Regions from separate parts of the Mus musculus genome. Here region 2 is linked to region 1. A link is a contact called in ENCODE Hi-C data. All regions are on one chromosome and are shown on one strand. Each heading gives the region's core, a stretch centred on a gene start or an enhancer-like site at or near the end of the contact. The rest is flanking DNA. Distances are from core to core; before and after follow the strand shown. Region 1 holds the start of Vmn1r58 (vomeronasal 1 receptor 58). Region 2 holds the start of Lmtk3 (lemur tyrosine kinase 3).

Region 1 (5,218 bases), core at 1,813-4,312:
CATTCCTGGTGCTAGCTGGACATCTTCTCATAAGGAGATAGGAAGTTTACCCTGCATCATGGCCACTAGGTTACATGACTACCACAGGGTGGCAGAGCTGGGGGATGGACTGGCTCTGTGTGTATTGGGTAGATGCAGTCCTAGAGCAAGGCAGGATCAGTCCTTCCGGTGATATCAGGATGAGATTTTTTCAGGGTTTGGCCGTGTTTTGACCTTACTGTCCCTCTGTAATGGCTCCCCCCGTCACGTGGATTCCCATACTGACAATGATGTGCAGAGAACAATGACCCTTACGATCCCTAAATATCAAAAGAAAGGGAGAAATGGTGGGGAAGCTTAGAGCCAGGAGTTTTGTGGCATACCTCAACCAGAGACGAGATTCCACAAAGGAAATGTGAAATAAAATAGTAATACAATTTAGAATATATAAGCTCACAAATGTGACCACCAGCATCAGGATGGTGTGGGCTGCTCTGGTCTCAGCATGGCCTCTGTTGTTTTGATTGGCCTTATGTATGTGGTTCATTCTCTGGTGGTGTCTGTGTAGGTGAATCACCATGGAGACACTGGTCCAGGCCATGATGCTTAGGAATATGATGTCATGGGAAAACCGCAAGATATTCATGTCTACACTGACCCCAGAGATGGAGCATATTGAATTGCCTTTAGAATCAGAGTCATTGTGTGATTTCTGTGGACCACTGACATTCATTGGGATGTAAGCATTATTTAAGACACTGAACAACCAGCAGATGCAACAACAATAGCTCACAACCTTGGGGGATATTTCTCTGAACATGACCCTAGCCCAGGTACCAGGGACAAGAGTGACAAACTGGTATGTACTGAGGATACAGGTAGAGCACATGATTGTGCCTCGTGCCACCATGTGAAAGAAGTATGCAAGTTTACATTTGAGGTCAGTTGGAGGCTTCCTGGGAACAATATCAGTAAGGTCATATGAATATGCAAACAGAAGGAGCATGAATGCATTGGCCACAGCCAAGTTGATTAGAATGACCTGTATTGGCTTCAGTCTGGAGTCAGTCAAGATTGGAGAGAAGTTATGGACAAACAGAAGGATGTTGCCCACAGTCCCAACCACAACATGGCAAAGCAAAAGGATCTGAAGAGCCAACATTTCCATGGTTTTCAGGGTTTATTCTGAGACAACATGGAGATGGCTTCATAGCACAGTGGTGTAAGGATCAGGTTGGGCAGTGCTTTCTTCAAGAATCTTCTCAATTATCTAATATTTTCAATTGTTTTGGAGGTTTTTTGTTTGTTTGTTTGTTTGTTTTTTAGAAGCTGCCACTGCTTTGACACACTACAGGAGATTTTTCTGGAAAACAATGATTGGACATTGATCCAGAATATCAACTTCAGACTTATTTTCCTTTCCCTTCACTCATGATGTAAGTGTGTGTGTGTGTGTGTGTATGTGTGTGTGTGTGTGTGTGTGTGTATGTATGTGTGTGTGTGTGTGTGTGTGTGTGTGTGTGTGTGTGTAATACAACTCTACCTGTGTTGTTCAACAGCATGTCACACATTTTAATACAGCATGGGTTCTGCATATGTATACATGAGTATTTATAGACAGGAGTGCATTTTTGCTTCATGAGAACTGACATCATCCCTCATGTTATAAAAATGTGTTAAGAAATACAAATGTGTTGTTGGAGAGATGATTCTGGATCTAATGACCTCTACTCAGCTTCATGGCACTTTATTCATGTATTTCTACTCATGCACACAAGCAAAACTGTAATAGGCATAACATAAAATAAGTATGTCTTTTACATATTTGATCAAGTGTTGGGGAGATTTCTCAGGAGTTAAGAGTGCTTCCAGATGACCTGTGTTCTATTTCTAACACTGTTATGGCTACTTAGAACTGTGTGTAACTCCAATTCCAAAGCATTTGGGCCTTCCCAGTCATACATGCTGGCAAAACACCAGTGTTCATAAAATAAAAAGAAAGAAAGAATCTTTAAAAATCTAACACAAAATTAAAATCCATGTTTTATAATTGAATATGAATGAAGAACTGAGAAGGTGACTCAGTAATTAAGGGCACTGACTGCTTTTCCAAAGGCCCTGAGTTTAATTCAAGGCAACCAATGGTGGCTCTCAACCATCTGTAATGTGATCAGATTCTCTCTTCTGCTGTGTCTGAAGACAGCTACAGTGTACTCACATACATTAAATAAATAAATAAATAAATAAATAAATAAAAAACAAGCCAATAAAATCTTTATAAAAAAAGAGTGAGTGAAATATCCCCCCAAAATTAATCCATATAATGTTGATATATTTTCACTTTACTCATCATTATGATAAAAACCAATCTATTATTTTTAAAATATGCTAGTTTTATGTACACACAGAAGAACCTTAAATTTCACTTGTATTCATTCATTTGGGAAATAAATTCTGAGGGATCCTAGCATTCTGTTGATTCATAACAGTCTGAGTTTTATTTGTTTTTCTGAGGAATTTGATGCTGGACATATATCTGAGTCATCTCCTTCTTTTGTGAATCACAATAAAAAACATTACCACCATCACTATTAAATGCTTTGCACACACAGATTATTTGTATACTTGTTTTATATATCTCATGTTTTTTCTGGACCTGACTTCATTTTTTCCCCTATAGGAAGAATAAGCCTCCATCTAACAACTAAAAACCAGTTATTTAATGTATACATGTCACGTTAAAGGACCTTTACATATACATGCTGAGCCATGAAATAGACATCATTTCTTTAGATAAATGAAAAATTGACATAATTAGGTAAATTAGGGAGAGCAAGACAAAAGCATTTTAATGACTAATGTTTACTTTAAAGGACACCTTGGAGTTTAGGAAGGAGAAGAGAGTTTTAAGCAGAAATTTAAACTTGCAGATTTCTCACCTGCTTAGGACCAGCAAATATGGGGTCACTCACAGAAATGTAGGCCAGCTCCTGAGTAGTTACTGAAGAAACGTAGCTCTGAGTTCCTCTCCCTTTGAAGAACATCTTTGTGTATCCATTTCCTAAGACAGATTCAAAGAAGTGCCTACCTCTCCCATAAAGTCCTGTGCAGGTTGCTGAATGAAGCCTGATATCAGAGCTCATAAAGGGGAAGTGTCAGGTCCTGAAATACTTCTGAGAGTCCATTCCCTTGTCATCTGTCGTGTTATTGAATATGACTGTATGGGTATATTGGAAAACTTTTTAATGAAAGAAAATGCATTTATCCCAAAGGCACATCACCATTTTCCTTTCCTGGTAATTATTGATGATGCCCAAGATTTTGTTATATCATAATGAGTAGTAGAGCCAAAGTTACAAGAAGTTTTCCTTGTTTCCTTAGGGAGTATTTAAGTGGGAAAGTGGTGTTGGCATCAGGTGTAGAGAGGTGCTCTTCAGGGGAGATCAAGAGATATTTTAGGTTTATATCCAGGTGTGTGTGTGTGTATGTGTGTGTGTGTGTGTACATTACATAATATGCTTTCACCTTGTAAAATCTGGCTGACATCAAGTCCTTCCAGATAGACCATCACCAGGCAGTCTGGAACTTTGTATTTTCCCATGTGTGGACAAGGGCATTTTAGTCTGACAAATCAAACAACTGAAACCTGTGTTCCCCACCATGAGTTCTTGGGTTATTCTAGGGTTTATGTGGTTTGAGATAGGTCATGACTCATTTTCTGAGACCTCCATGGAAATTTATTATTATATTAGACTGTACCAGTTTTTATAGAAATTTACTTGGAACCAACAAATTCTGTAATTACACTCAAGAAAATGAATTGAGGAATCAGTTAATAAAATAGGCAATCACCCATTTTCATGGCTGCCATATTCACTATAGCTATGATATAGAAACACTTTAAATATCCATCAGATAATGAATGGAAAATGATCATGAGGTACATTTACACCATGGGATATTATTCATCTGCTAAGCAAAATAATATTACGACTTTGTAGATAAATGGATCATTGAGAAGCAAACCTTCTTCATATGGTAACCCAGAAATTAAGACAAACATTGCTTATTTTCCTTAGTTTGTAGACATTAACTTTGAATCTTGAGTTATATGTCTTTAATTTGGAATACTTCTATAAAAGTAAGAGACATAGGATTAAGGGTCTTGTGATAGAACAAAGTCATTTAAGGACTAAAGGGAATAATGGAAAGTGATTAATTAAATTATGTTGAGGGGATGGAGGAGAGAATATGGGAAGAGTTAATAATACTAATTACCAATTAAAAAGGCTTCATGGAAACATATTAATGAAGAATTTTAGAAACTATATTTTCTTTTTTGTGTTTATAAATATTTTTAATGAAAAGAAAAACAGAAAATTACATGATAATGATAAATGTAATACTATGTACATGAAAATATAAAGAAACATCTATTAAAATAATATAGGTGGCTGGGAGCATAAACAATAATGTATTTAGATTATTTTGTATAAGACAATGATTCTAGTTTTTGTATATTGAAAATGAAATCTAAGTTTAAATTATCTAAATATGTCTAAATCAAAAACCAGTACTTATTTATTGCTAAAGGTTTTACTTTAATTCATTGTTCATGTAAGTTACAGTCTTTCAGTTAATCATGGCAATCTCTTTTCTTCCGCTTTTAAAACTTGAAGAACAACTCACTGCTGACAAGATACTAGAGTGGACACGAGTAGAAAACATGCATATGACAGGGTTGTATTTATCTTTGCCTCAGTTCAAAGTGGAAGAGAAGTATGATCTCCCAGGTCCATTGGAACACATGGGGATGTTCGATGCCTTCGTTCCACAGAAGGCTGACTTTTCTGGCATGAGCAGCACTCAAGGTCGTTGTGTCTAAAGTTTTGCACAAGTCCTTCGTGGAGGTAAATGAAGAGGGAACAGAACCTGCTGCTGCCACAGGGGTGAAATCCCGTAATTTATCTTTACAGATTACAGAAGAATTCTATTGTGATCATCTGTTCCTATTCTTCATTAAGCACAGCAAGACCAACAGCATCCTCTTCATTGGCAGAATATCTTCCCCTTAAGTGCTTTGTCTCTGCCATGCTTCCAAAAAAGATAACTGAGTTGGCACAGCTGGATAAAGCCTGGAAACAACAGTTTCTCTTGCTTTTATTTTCTTTCCCATCTTAGATTCCCTGCTAAGCATGCATGGGTTGGGGCAGGATATCTCTATTAGTTCTAATTTTTC
Region 2 (5,218 bases), core at 1,602-4,101, about 40 Mb after region 1:
CCCTCTGACAGCATTCTTTGACCCACTTCCCAGTTACCTCTTTCCCCTCCCCCATCTGTGCCTTACAGTCTCCTTCCCAGAGAAACCTGCCCCGAGTTCTTCCCACATTCGATCCATCTTCCTTGGAGAGTCCTTTCTACTTGTATGACAGATGGCCTGAGGGACTTGTGAAGATGAGGATGCTGGTGCCTGGCCATTGCTGAAGAGACTCCATGTAGCAGCTGACACTTGCAACCCTGGGACTTTGGAAGCTGAGGTAACAAAAGCTTGTTGAGAGTTTGAGGCCAGCTTAAAAGGTGAGCCTATGGGCTGGGGCTGGAGAGATGGTTCAGTGGTTAGGAACACTTGTTCTCACAGAGAGCCCGAGTTGCTGAGTGTGTTGTTCCATGCCTTTAATCCCAGCATTCAGGATCCAAAAGTAGGTAGACCACATTCTCTGACAAAGTTTTATTATAAAACTGGTAACAAAATATGTCCTAAACACACAGTTGAATGGTCCACAGGTGTGGTCTAGATGCCCATGTCAGAGCTCTGGGCAGGCACACGTGTACTGGGACAAAGAAGTTTTCTGGTCCTAGGGTTTGGATTCTGAACACAGCCTCAAGAAAATTCTTAGCATGTTCTCTTCAGGAGGTGCACTCTGCTGGCTCTACCTTACTCCATCCTGATGATGATGATGATAATAACAAACAAAGACAACAATATATCAATAATATAATACTTATGCATATTATTATTAAGTAATCGTTTCTAAAATGTGGCTTGGACCACACCTGTCATCCAAGCACTCAAGAGCCTGAGGCCAGAAGATTGTTCGTGGACGTCCAGAGCTAGAGTAAGTTCCAGTAGCGCTGGGATACAGTGAGACTCCGTCTCGACAAAGCAAATCCACACAAAACTTTGGTGGTGATTAAAGAGCTGGACATCATAGCCGGCTTCTTCCAGCAGTCCTGACTCCTGGCACACCGCTGAGCCAACCACATTCAAATACTCAAAAGTAAACATTTGTTGAGTGAACTTATGAACAAACGGCGGCGTCAATCTTCCCGCCCTCATTACTGGTAGCCAGTGCCCGCCCGGCCTGTCACCCTCAGGCTAAAACCCCCGCAGGTGGCGCAACGGACAACCTAAGCCTCCTCGCTAGACCAACAAGGACTGCATTTCCCAGAAGACTCTGCGCGGGCCCACGACTCCCTGTGAGCTTCTCTTTCTCCAGGCTCTGGTTCTTCAGTCAGGGGGTCCGCTTTGCGTGCTCACTCCCCGGTCACTGCAATCCCATTCCCTGTACCTTTCTGAACTTCCATTCCACGATGATCCTGCCTCAGTTTCTCCAGTGAGCCCCCCGCGAGGCTTCCCCTCCTCCCCGTGCCCCCAGTGAGCCGTGCTGCGCGCGCAGCTCTGGTCCAGCCTCATTGAGGGGACGAGTCGCAGGTATTCCTGGACCATGGAGACATCCTCGCCGAGGGCGGCAGTCCGCGCTTCCGGGTGTGTCTGCAGTTCTGTGTGCCGCCGCGTAGGGTGGGACCCCGAGACTGCAGCCTGGCACGTGATGTGTGTGTGTGTGTGTGTCTTGTCTGATGTGTCGGTGTCCCTGACGGCCAGGTTCCAGCCTTACCTCTGCCTATCCCCTGTTCTGTGCATGGGGCAGGTGACTGCCCCTCTCTGTGCCTCAGTTTCCTTACCTATACATTGGGCATGAAAAAAGAACCTGTCTTGGGGGCTGTTGTAATGATTGGAAGGTAATACTGTAAATCTTGGGAAACGCCTGGCGCAGAGTAAATCCTGCCAAGAATAAATACATGAAATAAACTACGCTTATGCATCTTTTGTGCCCATGTGTGTTGATGTCTGTGGTGTGAGACTGCAGTGGATAAGGAGTCCTCATAATCACGTCTAAAGAGTGTGTCCATTCATGCTGTCTATTTAGGTAGGTGGTGTGCCTTTGTGTGTAATACGTGTGCACAGGGCATGTTTGTACCCGTTCTATATTTGTGTTTTTGCATAAGCTATGTAGCTCTGCATGTATGAACCGTGTGTTCCCGTGTGCATGTATGTGATATGCATTTGTCCCTGAAGGTGAGCAATGTGCAAACCCCGTGCCTGCATACATGCATGTGTTGTTTCTGTATGCTCCATATGTGACTGACAAGCCTGTGTCTGTGTGCATGCAACTGGCTTTACGTGTTTGAGTTAGTGATTTCTGTGTGTTCTTTGTTGCCTGTGTGGAATATCAGTTTATGACAGCATGCCTCCTCATGTCCCAAAGGGTCTGAATGGATCTTTGTGATACCTCCCTATGTTTGGAGCTCTGTGTTGTATGTGTGCGTGTGCGTGTGTGTTCATGTGATGCTGGGTATTCCTGTGTGGCTGGGTGAATCTGTACCAACCAGAGTCTGGACTGCCTATGCATTCTCAGTGTGGTCTGTCCCTGTGTCTTTGTGTGTGACGTGTCCTTGTCTCCGTTTGCTGATGGCTGTCCACCTTTGTATGAGAGGCGCTTGTGAAGGTTCCTGTGACATGTCTCAGCTGTGTGTGGGCTGCGTGGGCTTGCTATCTGCATCTTAGCATGTAGCACACGTGTGGGCACCAGTGTTGTGTCACAGTGGTGTCAGGGCCACGCACTGTGGACCCTGCCCCCCTCCAAGGGTCTGTTGGTCTCTGTCTGTCCCTCCTCCCCCTCCCTATTCTCCCCTCCCGCCTGGCAGCCAATGCAACCGGGAACCAGTTGCCATGACAACGCTCCCTCCTTCCTCCTCCCACCCTTCCTCTGACAGGCTCTCTGCTCCCCCAATCCCGATTGTCCTCGGGGGCGGGGCCCTCGTTCTCTCCCCCCCCCATCTTCCCCTCCCCCCTACCCCAGCAACCCCGGCTCCCCAGCTCCTCTCCTCCGTCCGCCTCTCCATCCCTTCATCCGTCTGTCCTTTCGAGGAGGGGGAGGGGGGTATCAGAACCAGTAAGCAACCCCTCCCTCCCCCTGTCCTGCATCTCCCGCCCCTCTCCTGGGCTGAGGGAGGCCAGGGTTGAGCGGGTCCCCATGGCTGGGGGCTGAGGGCCCGCCCCCCCTCCTCCCCAGCCGCCGATTCCTCCACCTCCCTTCCATCCTGGACAAGATGCCTGCACCCGGCGCACTCATCCTCCTGGCGGCCGTCTCCGCCTCCGGCTGCCTGGCGTCCCCAGCGCACCCGGGTGAGTATGTCCAGCCGTCCGCGGCCCGCGCCCCACCCCCACCGGGTCCGCCCGGCACCTGTGCGCAGTCCCTGGGGACCAACGGGTCTGCAGGGCCAGGGAGACCAGCCAGGGCGGGTGGGGAGTGGGCTGCGGGCCGAGTGCGTGCTTGTGAGCGTGCATGTGAGCTCATGTGCACGCGAGTGCACACGGGTGCGCGGGGAGATGGAAGGCCGCGGCCTTTGGGAAAGAGAGAGACCCTATTTCTAAGGGGAACACAGCTGAGGCTTTGCAGAGACCCCTCCCTCAGGTCTGAGGCTGAGGCTAGAGAACAAGTCTGTGTTCCCTGTGTCTTTAAAAGAAACAGTTCTCAGTCACCCTTCAGGCGTGGGGTGGGCAGTGCGTTCAGCTCGGGGCAAATATCTGCCAACAGCCTGCTATTGGGGGAATGATGGTCATGAAGCTGTCTATGGTAGCATATTGTAAATTCTCAGAGCTCCAGGCCTCACTATTGCTGGTCACTGGAATGTATCCGGGTTACGGGATGCGTTTGGGGTGGGGGGTGGGTCCCAGTTTGAAACGATAGGAGGGACCCCACCCCCAACCACCTGGGAAGACCTTAAACTACAACTCCCACAATACGTTAGACCACCTGGCTCCCCTGCCAAGGAGCCCCTGGATTCGGAGCATCATGGGGGTTGTAGTCCAAGACTAGCCTAGGATGGGAGGGGCATGAGTCCGGTAGCCAGTGTCTTGAAGCCCAGACCCCAGCCTAGCCTTATGCCCACAGATGGATTCGCTCTGAGCCGGGCCCCTTTGGCTCCGCCCTACGCTGTGGTCCTCATTTCCTGTTCGGGTCTGCTGGCCTTCATCTTTCTCCTCCTTACCTGTCTGTGTTGCAAACGGGGTGATGTTCGTTTCAAGGTGAGGTGCCCTAGGACTAACCTGGGAGAAAGACCCCAGGCAGCAAAGAGACTGGAGGTCCCAGAGCACTCCCAAGACCTACGGCTTTGGGATGCGCACACTAGCGGAAATTGGGCTGGGATTTGAGGGACAGGTCTGTGGACTGAAGGGAGGCAATTAGGGCAGGATGGCGGCATCTCAGCACCCTCCTCCCGATGCTCCCATTCTTCACCTCTCGTACCCCAGGAGTTTGAGAACCCGGAAGGGGAGGACTGCTCTGGGGAGTACACCCCCCCTGCGGAGGAGACCTCCTCCTCACAGTCGCTGCCTGATGTCTATATTCTGCCGCTGGCAGAGGTCTCACTGCCAATGCCTGCCCCGCAGCCTCCACACTCAGGTACTGCTCCTTCCACCCCAGAATCCTGCGATCCCAACACTGAGGGCTTCCTTTCGTGGCTCAGGGAGGGGAGAGGGCAGAATGCAGAGCCCTAGATTCGTGGAAGTAACTTACAGGGAAGCCACACACACCATCTTGTAGAAAATCCCAGATCGAGAGAATCCTGCAGGATGGCCCTGGTGCCATCAGCCTAGATCTTAACCTGGGAGCCAGCCTATAAGCGGACTGGAGCTAGGGTTGCCAAAGGGAAGGGCTGATTGGGCTCTGGATCTCATGGGCAGCCAATGAGGAGGCTGGACCCTGCCATGGAATGTTGGAGACAGCCAATAAAAGGAGACTGTTGTCTACTCTGACCTCAGACCCCTCCCACTGTGGTGGTGTGGGGCATCTTTGATAGGAGAACTCAGGGCCTCCCCTCCCGCCCCCTCCTCAGACATCAGCACCCCCCTGGGCCTGAGCCGCCAGCACCTCAGCTACCTGCAGGAGATTGGCAGCGGCTGGTTTGGGAAGGTGAGGGGCCTGGGTGGGAGGCAGAAGGGTTATCCATACATCTCTGGCATGTGCTCCTGTTCTGTGTCTACCCCCATTTGTCATCTGCTCTTGGCCTCCCCAGCCCCATGCCCTGCAGCCTGCCCCTCCCACTCCCACCCACTCCCACCCACCTACCCCCACATCTGTCGGTCAGCGCCTCCCTCCTCACTCCATTGACCACTCCGCCTCGCCACCCGGCTCTCCACGCGTCCGTCAGTCTGT

The links. Hi-C counts contacts between places; a loop is a spot of excess contacts on that map.
Region 2: a loop to region 1 is called in a map of T-helper 1 cell, with 311 times the contacts of the local background. The contact joins the promoter of Lmtk3 here to the promoter of Vmn1r58 in region 1. A Hi-C loop is called at or near these places in 5 of 37 maps with a recorded cell type or tissue (T-helper 1 cell, T-helper 17 cell, T-helper 2 cell and 1 more).

The regions. Positions count from the first base shown.
Region 1 is chr7:5,410,083-5,415,300 of GRCm38, forward strand. Vmn1r58 (vomeronasal 1 receptor 58) reads right to left here and starts at 3,063. Exons shown (of 2, transcript NM_030739.2): 1 at 2,919-3,063; 2 at 1-1,342. The coding sequence starts at 1,147. The coding sequence ends at 215.
Region 2 is chr7:45,782,496-45,787,713 of GRCm38, forward strand. It overlaps Lmtk3 (lemur tyrosine kinase 3), which reads left to right and starts at 2,852. Exons shown (of 15, transcript NM_001290990.2): 1 at 2,852-3,186; 2 at 3,956-4,089; 3 at 4,315-4,465; 4 at 4,899-4,975. The coding sequence starts at 3,111. Gm5897 (predicted gene 5897) reads right to left here and starts at 1,972. Exons shown (of 2, transcript NR_153811.1): 1 at 774-1,972; 2 at 437-664.